2 separate regions of the Mus musculus genome follow, and region 2 is linked to region 1. A link is a loop called in an ENCODE intact Hi-C map of the cell type or tissue named here. Cell type or tissue: left cerebral cortex. All regions are shown on one strand. Each heading gives the region's core, and the rest is flanking DNA. Links, peaks and the distances in the headings are about the cores only.

Evidence for each region. Hi-C counts contacts between places; a loop is a spot of excess contacts. Peaks named below come from ENCODE experiments on the same cell type or tissue, not always from the same donor. Only the 100,000 strongest peaks of a DNase experiment are listed, where the experiment ranks them.
Region 2: it touches region 1 in a loop (2.1-fold over the local background); 7 of 42 quality-filtered maps call a loop at or near these places.

What each region holds. Positions count from the first base shown.
Region 1 is chr5:21,565,875-21,571,256 of GRCm38, forward strand. All of the region lies in intron 9 of Fbxl13 (F-box and leucine-rich repeat protein 13), which reads right to left. It overlaps Lrrc17 (leucine rich repeat containing 17), which reads left to right. Exons shown (of 4, transcript NM_028977.1): 3 at 4,346-4,501. Among named protein-coding and RNA genes, the nearest start is that of Lrrc17, 25 kb to the left of the region's middle. In left cerebral cortex, for the core only: no CTCF peak of the experiment used is centred there; DNase peaks (open chromatin) are centred at 2,578 and 3,173.
Region 2 is chr5:21,498,352-21,503,733 of GRCm38, forward strand. Fbxl13 (F-box and leucine-rich repeat protein 13) reads right to left here. Exons shown (of 21, transcript NM_001199632.1): 18 at 2,129-2,212. Among named protein-coding and RNA genes, the nearest start is that of Lrrc17, 42 kb to the right of the region's middle. In left cerebral cortex, for the core only: no CTCF peak of the experiment used is centred there; DNase peaks (open chromatin) are centred at 2,789 and 4,777.

The DNA of each region.
Region 1 (5,382 bases), core at 189-5,188:
GAAAAAAAAAATAATAGCTTTATTCATGGAACAATGGGCCCTTTGCCAACACAACTCAGCCTTTCAAAGGGAGTAAGTGTGGGATTGGTTGAAAGGCACATTTATGCCATATTGAGGTGACAGGATTTGCCAGGAACACATGGAAGTATGAGTTCTAAAACCAATTTTAACTTCACATTTACCACGATAATTTACTAATTTGACTTTGAAAGCTAGGAAAAATTATATAGGAAAATTGGCTCCAGCTGCTTCTGAAGTCAACTTGCCGCTGATTTCAATAATAATTAAGAAATTTTACTTTCTGATAAACAAGCTTATGTGTGTCTCTTTAACTACTACCTAGTCTTCAAATTATTTCTGAGGCTGTTGACAACCAAAATCCTACTAAATGGGAAAATGATGTGAGGAAAATGTCTCAACTTCCTCCTCATAGTAAGGTTCGGTTGTCGGAGAAGCAGAGCTCATAAGAGCTGTGGTCAAGAATGAGGTCCACAATTGCCAACTCAGAGGTGGACACAGGGGATCAGTTAGTTGTTCAAGGCCTTCCTTGTTCAAGTCACAGCAAGTTGAAAGCCAGATCCTATCTCAAGCCTTCTCCCTCCCCTACCTCCAAACATTTCGATTCATGGTAAATGTGAGCTCTGGATGCCACATGGCATGTGGTCTAGAAATGAAGACATTGACAAAGTGTCATTTTGATGTGAGGAGATATGTACTTGTCTGTCTATTCTCTATCGGGGGCACATAGCTTGCATCAACTTTATAACTCATTCAAATTTAAGCAAGAAAAAAATTTTTTTCTCTCCACTACAACCAATGAAGTTTCCTGTTTGTTTCTAGGTCATGCTAGGAAAACTCTTAGGTTTGCATTTCCTGCTACTTGTGGATGCTATTTCCACTCAGGAGTTTGCTGACAACTTCAAAGTTGTCTTTTTCTAGCGCCCACAAACCCATTGCTTAAAGTGGGCTTCAGAGTATTTTTACAAACATCTTTTCTACCCGTCGATTTGCGGCTAACCCACTTTCAACTTGTTTTACATGGTTTTTCTGTCATCTATCCTCAAGTCTGGTCCAGTAGGCAGGTTCTGATCTAGGCTTTCTAGAACTGAAGGGGTGCCAGCTCTGCTGACTGGGACACCCTACAGGACCCTGGCCTTGACTGACTGACTGCACCTGTGGCCTCTTCCTGCCCTATATATGTGTATGTTATACATGGGGGTTCTAGGCAGGTAGATAGCAGATCAAACAGAAGGCCAACATAGACAGATTAAGGGCTGGGTTAGCATGTTTAAATTGTGATGATGTTACTTCTGGCAAATGACCTAACTTCTTTGTGCCCCCATTTCCACATCTGTAAAATGAGGTTAATAATGGAACATATACAGTTCTCTTCATTTAATTTTGTTAAGAATGCCTAGATCAGGAGCACATAGATAGGAAGGGCCCATCAAGAAGGGGAAGGAAATTTAAGGAAGTTTGACTCAAGAGGTTGTACTAGGGAATCTAGAAATGAACTCCAATACCATCCCATTAGACACAGGGGTTGGAACATAGTTCAGTCACGAAAGTGCCATGGAGGCATAAGGTGCCGAGTTCAATCCTTGGTAGCCATGTAGAAAGCTGGGTATGATCGCACATGCCTATAATCCCAGCTCTGGGGAAGCAGAAACAGGAAGAGCCCAGGGGCTCACTGTCCAGCCAGCCTAGCCTAATCAGCAAGCCCAGGTCCTAGTAAAAGACCCTGTCTCAAAACAAAAAAATGTGGCATTTCCTGAGGAAGAACAGCTGAGGTTGACTTCCAGCCTTCACAATCATGTATAGAAACATTCAGAAGATGCACACACACATGAACACACATACACACGTATGTACAAAGGCCATGCAATCTGGGCTATTAAGAGGAAGAACAAAAAGCTAAGTGCAAGTCACTACATTGTAAATATTCCTGGGACTAAGAAACCATAAATACCAAGTCGTTATTCTTAATATTTCATTACAATTTTATTAAGATATATTCACAATTCAACCATTTTATACCAAAAGCAGCAGTGTGGATAATGAATGCCACCTTTCATAAATGTGTTTTACAGTTCCTGGTTCTAAGAATCTCTGCTTCCTCAGAAAGCCCTTGGGGCCACCCAGCTCTGCAGATGTCAGTCAGGCCATTTATTGTTGCTACATGAAAACAAGTCTGTTTCCCACTCTAGGCTAAAACTGCTGTCATTAAAACCAAAACTTCTTGCTAAAGACTAAAGGGCAAGTCTCACAGTAAAATATAATGTAGAACTGATTACTTTTTTGAAAAGCATGATTTAAAGATAGAAAATAAATAATAGAAGCAAAATCAAGGTGAGCCTTGGTTTCCTGTTACCTCTGAGGACATAACCCCGGCTCTCCTCTTCATGTTGCTGTTCCTAGCTTGTTCTTTTTGAAAATCTGGTTCGTGCGGAAGCAGGAATTTTGGGAATGGTAAACTCTACCTCAGGAGTTAAGTGGGTGAAAAGTTATCAAGTCATGCATGAATTTTAACATCTAAGAAAGAAAAAGTAAGATATGGCATCCCCGCCAAGCGGTGGTGGTGCACGTCTTTAGTCCTAGCACGTGGGAGGCAGAGGCAGGCGGATTTCTGAGTTCGAGGCCAGCCTGGTCTACAGAGTGAGTTCCAGGACAGCCAGGGCTACACAGAGAAACCCTGTCTTGAAAAAACAAAACAAAACAAAAAGATATGGCGTCCTCCTTTACCTACATTAGTCCCCCATACACGCACTTTGGTTTCAGTTCATATCTTGTCAGCCAAGAACTGAAAATATTAAAGTAGAACATTCTAGAAATAAGCCACTGGTAAGCAACTTATTAAAGCAAGCTTGTAACTGCTGTTTTCCTGTATGATTTTGTTGTTGATCCCTTACTGCATCTACTTCACAAAGAAAACATTGCCACAGGCACAGGGCTTGGTGCTGTCTGTGGTTGCAGGCATCCACTTGGAGTGTTTCTCCTGAGGATGAAGGGGCTGTTGCCATGGCTTGGGAGGATAAGGGGGCTGTTGCCATGGTCTCCTGAGGATGAGGAGGCTGTTGCCATGACTTGGGAGGATGAGGAGGCTGTTGCCATGGCTTGGGAGGATGAGGAGGCTGTTGCCATGGCTTGGGAGGATGAGGAGGCTGTTGCCATGGCTTGGGAGGATGAGGAGGCTGTTGCCATGGTCTCCTGAGGATGAGGAGGCTGTTGCCATGGCTTGGGAGGATAAGGGGGCTGTTGCCATGGCTTGGGAGGATGAGGAGGCTGTTGCCGTGGCTTGGGAGGATGAGGGGGCTGTTGCCAAGGCTTGGGAGATCAGGGAGGTCAAGAATGTGGTGTTTATGGGAACCGAGTGCCTGGAATCATTTGTTGGCAGAGGAAGTGTAAAATGATGGATAACCTGACATCATAACAGAATGCCCACCCTGACAGAGGGCAGCAGCAACTCCTCGGGAGATGAGGAACAAGAGGGAGACACCAGCTTTACTGTTAGTCACCCGTGCCCCACCCCTGACCAAGAGCAGGGAGAGAGTTAACTTACACTTCCAGATGGCAGTCCCCACATTATCAAGGAAAGCCAGCCTACAGGTAGCAATGGAAGCAGAGACCGGAGGAACGCTGCTCATTGGCCTGCTCTTCATGGCTTGCTTAGTTTGCTTTTTCAAACAACCACGAGCGCCTGGCCAGGAATGGCACCACTCACAGTTTGTTGGACCCTTCCATTGTCAGTTATTAATCAAGAGGATGCACCACAGCCATGCATAGGGAGCCATCTGATGGAAGAATTCCTCTTTTAAGGTCCCCTCTTCTCAGGTGACTCTCATTTGTACAGTGGTGACAAAGACTTACCTGTACACTCTCTTTACCTATTGTATACAGAATAAGCTTGTCTTATTCTGTAGGTCTTTGCTGGACTGAAGCTTCCTATGTCTTATGCAGGCCTCATGCCTGCACCTTTCAAAGGTGGGCCTTTTGGGTCACCAAGATGGAGTCCCTGCTTCCCAAATGACTCTACAGCCTTGCAGAGTCTTCCTCTTCTTTAGCTCCTGCCTCTGCAGCTAAGGAGTTTCTCTGGCCCCTCCCTTGGACCCTCCCGATAAGCACGGTGCATGCTAAGCATGGTGCAGGCTAAGCATGGTGCTTGCAATTCGGATCCAGCACCTGCCAAGGCTCATTCGTGTTTTCTTTGGCTCCAGCTATATATCTCCCCCCAGCCAGCCCCCCCCCCCACACACACATACACACACTAAGCTGACCTGCAGCCTCTCAGGATTAATAGAAACTAGAAGCCAGAAAAATGTAACCTAAACACTGTTCATTTTTCCAGAGTTGAAGAAAGTCCCAAGCAACATCCCTCCAGACATAGTGAAGCTTGACCTGTCATCCAACAAAATCAGACAGCTCCGACCCAAGGAGTTTGAAGATGTTCACGAACTAAAGAAGTTAAACCTAAGCAGCAATGGCATTGAGTTTATAGATCCTGGTAAGTCACGATGCATGCTCTAGATCCTGGTAAGTCACTATGCATGCTCCTTCAGGTGGGGGGCAGCTGGGCTGTGACTTTTCTTCTGTGGCAACACCTATAGTAAACTCCATTTAGGTACAAAAAGTAAGTTCAAAGAGTCTGAACTTTAATTAAGCATGATACTTAAAATAGGGATTGTTAGACACTCAGATGTGTGTGCCAAAACATTGCTCTACAAAGGGTGTAGTACTGTCCAGTCATCCCTTAGGGTCCAGTGTCTTTGATTCAGGAACTCTCTCAGACACCAAAATCCCTTTTGTAAAACGACATGTGTTGCCCCTTATACTTTAATTGCTCTTACTGGTAATAATATAATGAAAATGCTATCAAAACTGTCACTATACTATATTGCATAAGAAACAGTAACAACAAGAAAAGTCTAGCGAATGCACTACAAATTCAGAATAGACGCCATGTTTTCCAGCTACTTCTAATCTGTTGATTGAATCTGCAAATACAGAATCCGACAGGTGCAAGACACGGAATACAAGGCACTAAGCAATATTCACTCAGTCAGCCTAGGAATACAAGGCACTAAGCAATATTCACTCAGTCAGCCTAGCTAACAGAGGCATTTGTAAAGTAGTGATGTGTACATGGTGGGAGTGGAGGGCCTCACACAGTGTACACCAGAGTGGTCCTGGGCTTCTTACTCTCCTGCCCTGGCTTCTCAAGTACTCATATCACAGGGCCCACCATCACGCCTGTATGGTGATGGCTCCTTTGGTAAAGTGGCTGCCACAGAAGCACAAGTACTAAGTTCAGATCCCCAGCATCTATATAAAATCTGGGTGCAAGGACACGCATGTATGGCCCCAGCACTGAGGACAGGAGGACAG
Region 2 (5,382 bases), core at 54-5,053, 68 kb before region 1:
TAACAGAGCACTCCTGGCATGTGGGTCAAGTCTTCCATTGTTGTTTGGGTTCTGCAATGCACTGCATGATACAAATCTTACTCCTGGCCCATGGATGAATGGATAAATGAGTGTTTAAGTGGGTAGTTAAGTAGATGGATTCATACTGTATATAAACATTGTAAAATATGGTACTGTATCTCATAAATACATACAAAAATTATTAACAGGCAGGTGTGTCTGTGTGTCTGTGTGGACTGACTCGGCATCAAGACTTGTCAAAAACAATGTAAGACATTAATAACAGTATAATGCCACATCAATACTGAATCATCTCATATTTTTGGTTGTGAGCCTAGCCTTTAAAGACTGAGCCATCGCTCCAGCCCAATACTGAGTCATCTTAATGACACATTTATTTGCAATGATGCTTAACTGCTTTGTATTTTAAATCTTTGATCTGCCACCTTTTCAATTTTTTTTTTTTTGAAAGCCTGACTGGATAAGGCTACTGGATAAGGCCCTGTGTGATACTTGTTTCACTTTTCAATTAAACTACAACTTTTACTTATAGGAATCTTTTGGCTTCTTTTCATAGCAAGTTCCATGTACCTAAGCATTTGTGATCCCTTTTATTATCAGTTGTAACCTCTCAGCCATTAGTTCTCTCAGCTGTAAAATCAGAAGAGTGCTTCAGCTGTCCCTGAGCTTCCGTCAGCCCCAGACATGCTATGCTAAGGTCTCAGCATGGGCTGACCGATGCAGCTCTTCAGTCTGTGCCGTACTCCAGCACTGCTCGAGTCATCATGGAAAGCGTCATCCGGTTTGTCCTGCTCAGAAACATTCCCACACTCCGCAGACTTCTCAGCTAACGCTTGTGGTACCCATCGCTTGAGCAATTAGCTTTTTATTCCCTGTAAGAAAGTGTCGCGCCTTTCTTCCCTTCAGTGGTTCCCTTTCTTCCTACTTAGCCTAATGCTTTCCTAGTTTGGGAATCTTTTAGCTCCCAACACATTTTTATGCGATGCTTCCAATGGGTTAACAGTTTCTCATGCGTAATTTTCATTTCTTCCTTGTCCAATGCACAACACACACTTTTGGGTAGTGTTCTGTCTGTCTGTCTGTCTGTCTGTCTCTCTCTCTCTCTCTCTCTCTCTCTTGCATGTGCATGTTCTTGCTCTCTTGCTCTCTGCCTGTCTTTGTCTGTCTCCTCCCCACACACACTCATTTAGATGCTTAAGATGCTAAAACATTTCCTTGGCTTATGTGGAGTGTGCAAGGGCTGCATGTTTCTCGGGCCACGCCTAGGGACCCTTCCCCTTCGCATGAACTCTTCCAGCACAGAGCAATCCATCTTACTCCATCACTTACTTCATGCTGTCCATTCCATCGACATACATTACAAACTATGTTTACATAACTCGACCTCCAAACTGCTAGATATCTGTATAGTGTCTAAACTCCCACAGTTTTCATGGTTAGATTATATATTTTAATATTCTCTCTTATAGAATATTTTCACAATTTGCAAGGACTCTGAGCCACATAGACGTTCCTCACTCTCCAAGTAAATGCATCTATGTACCCTATGAGTTTTACACAGAGACAGGAGAGAGTAGATGGGGAAGAAATGAGGCCACAAAGCTTCCTTGCCACCTCAGGCTACAGAGGCCTTGCTGAGAACCAGTGGAACACACTAGCCACCTTTGTGTTCCAGTGAATAAAAACACCCAACAAAAGCCGCCAAGGGAGGCTGGCCAGTGCTGGCCATGGTTTCAGAGAAACATCAGTCCATGGTGGTGGGGAAAGTATGGCAGCAGTCCTCGTGGCCACGGCATGGCAGAGAGCTCTTTTCTCACATGGAGCAGAGACAGGCCAGACCCAGGGCTAGCTCTAGCCTTCCAGAGCTGGTGAAGCTGTCTACTTTGCCACCCAGGCTGCACCTCCTAAAGGCTTCATAGCCTTTTAAGGGCTGAGTGAGCAACGTTTTAGCTTCAAACCATGACGACCGGAGTTGACTGTGCGTGAGTCCCCGTCCCGTGTGTGAGTCAGCTCCTGTTGCCCTTTTCTATTGGGACTTATAATGTTTATTCAATTGGAGCTTAATTTTTAATCTTAACCCTTCGGCAGAAAACCCTATTCATCTTACCCGAATTCCAAAGTCAGTGATGTTGACACAGTCAGACACAGAAACTTCCCTCAGTTTTCTGTGTCTGGAAAGTATGGTCATGCCCTGAAAATATAAAGATCATTTTGTAAGTACAATTTAGTATGGGATGTAGCCAAGAGCCATTTTTACAAACTAATAACATAGAAGAGTGATCATTGATAAAGGCTAAATAAAGGTACATTGTGGGTCCCACCTCTTTGTATCTAACAAACTGTGGGCTTACTTTGGTAAGAAAATTATTAGTCTTAGTTACGACTAAACCATTAAATAAAAATTTCAGTTGTCTCTAATACTTTGGTTAAAAAATGCTACAGAGTTCCAGAGCTAGAAAACTCCTAAGACATCACTTGTTTCTATCAGTGTTCAGATAAATGCTATTCGAACCAAGTGATCTGACTTCACTTGAAAGCACTTTATACAGCTAGGGAATTTGTCAGTAGGTTCTTATTCATTCCTAACAATCACAACAACAAAGCCCCTCAAAATCTTTAGTTCATTTCATAAGCTTAATTTCTGAAAGAGAAAGGAAACAGATCTTTATTAAAAGATCTAGAGGCATAAGCAACCACCAATAGCCTACTTTCTTTCCAGGTTTAAAGATGAAATAGCAGATTGCATCGCCGAGCCCTTCTGTTGCTGTGCACAGACTGTGCTATGCTGAGTCTAGGCAGTTTCCCCAAGAACTGACTGGCAAAACCTTCTGATAAACACTGATGAATTGATAAACTGGGTTACAGATGCCACCCACCTGTGTGTGTGTGTGTGTGTGTGTGTGTGTGTGTGTGTGTGTGTGTGTGCACATGTGTGTGTACCTGTGTGCACACACCTGCATGCTAGCTTGTGCTGAGGATGAACCCGGGACCTCAGGCATCGGCAGCTTCTCTGCTAAGACACAGCCTCAGCCTCTTTGCTCTTGTTTTGTATAAAGATTATTTCAGGACTCCGTCAGGTTGACACAAGCAGGATTTATTGCCAATTCGGTGACTCCAAGGCCCACCGATGGAGCAGAGTCAGAAACAGCCAGGGGTCTGTGCTTCTTGTGTTTATGCTTAAGTGCAATGTTTGAGCCATAACAGGAAATGGCTTATGCAGATATCAGATCGTGTTTTACTCCTTTAGATAACTTTCACTTAAAGAAAAAGATTTTATTTTTAAGTCCGGATCAAAGGAGAAAGCACTTGCCCCAAGCCTGTGTCCTAACTGTGATATCTCCATTTGTCTAATAGTCCCGTGCACTAGCTCCACATGGCATGACTGTGCCCTTCACTTCATTAGGACTGTGGAGCCTTTTGCTAGGACTCCTCCTGTCAGAGGACAAACTCTGCCTTGTGGAGCCAGCACACACGGCCTGCATTCCAGATGTGGATGTGGGCTGTTTTGTTTTTATGCTAGAAGAACTGGAGGAGTTGAGCTATTCCAAGACATGCAGAGTTCATCTCTGTGTCCTATGCTCAAAAATAAAAAGTATTTCTTATCCTTTGAGGTATCTTCTAGGGAATGGTCTCTGAGGCAGTTAGATTTTACTTTTGTAGACAAGCTGGAATTTTCAAAGCCTAGCTACAGAAGTTCACTTGTTAAATAAGACACTTGTCAGTCTATATGCTCCTTAACGCTTTACTTACAAAAAAAAAAAAAAAAGGTTAGACCCTTGTCATATAAGCCGGATAGATCAAAGTTCGGCCCACAGAACACACATGAAGGGAGAAGGAGAAAAACACTCCATAAAGTTTTCCTCCACACATGGGCTTCAGCACATGCACCCCAACATCATCATCATAACTTTAAAATTAAAATATGAAAATGGAATGCCATGTTTAATACTCTAATTGCTCATTAAAGGACAAGTACTCAACTGTGAATTAGGATATTAGCTGTTGCTTAAGTATGTAATAAGATACCACAACTAATTTACTAAGATGTTTATAATTAAGAAGAGACACAAAGAGTGTAAGCAGGGGTATGGGAAAACTGACACATATAATCCTGGCCAAAAAAAAAAGTGGACTAGCCATTCTGGAAAACAGTCTGACTGTTTCTCAGAAAGTGAAGCCCAGGGTTACCACATGGACTGGCAGTTATACTGCTCTGTGGGTTTATAACTGAGAATAAAACATATTTCCATATTTCCACTGGGTTGGAGATATGGCTCAGTGGTTAAGAGCAGTGACTGCTCTTCCACAGGTCCTGAGTTCAATTCCCAGCAACCACATGGTGGCTCACAACCATCTGTAATGCTATCTGACTTCCTCTTCTGGTGTATCTGTAGACTGCAACAGTGTACTCACATAAAATAAATAAGTAAATAAATAAATCTTTAAAACATATCTTCACACAAGACTTGTGCCCAAGTGTTCTTAGTAATGGTATTCAGAAGCAACACACGAATATTTACCAAGAGATGGAAGTATAAAAAAGATGCAATTTATCCCTACAATAGAATGCTAGTCGGTAAGAAAAAGGAGTGTTGGTGCATTCCACTCTCTGAATAACCCTTGGAAATATGATTCTAAGTGAAAGAAGCCAGACCTCAAACACCACACGCGATTCCATTGAAGTTCAGAGCAGGCAAACATACGGAAAAGTAGACCCACGCTTGCCTGAACCAGCTGGAGGGCGAGACAGGCTGAGCAGAGGCGTCTGATTTGGGAGTGAGGGAAGTATTCTGGGGTAGACCTTGGTGCTGGTTGCATGGTTCCATAAATAAACCAATTAAATGAAACAGGCCTAGAACCGTTCGTCTCAATAAACACTCTTCATCTGTGTAATAAAACCATAAAATATTCCTGTCATCCTTCTGCCCAAGATGGGCACAGATGTTGCCTGTGTGTCACGAATTTCTGTTGGGTAGACTCAGACCTACGTGATCATCTGTTGACAAGATGGTATTTGTGATGTCATTATGCCCCTGCTCACGTATTACCATATAGCCCAGCGGCTGAGTAAACAACTCTGACAGTCAACCAGGATGTGGAAGCCAGCAGACCAGACAGTGCCACCTACTCCTGGCAATGAGGCCAATGAGAGACATGCCCTATTCCAGCCAACCTGACACCTTCTTAATTGTTTTTTGTGTTTTGACTTTGAGCCTCTCAGATAATTGCCCTAATGAACACCTGGTATGTAAGTGTTCCGTTCCACTCTATGAGATTCAGAAATGTGCCGAACTGGGAGGGATTCTCTGAGACAGCTGACAGTTATCTTTGCAAATTTTCTTTTAAAGACCTGTAGCATCA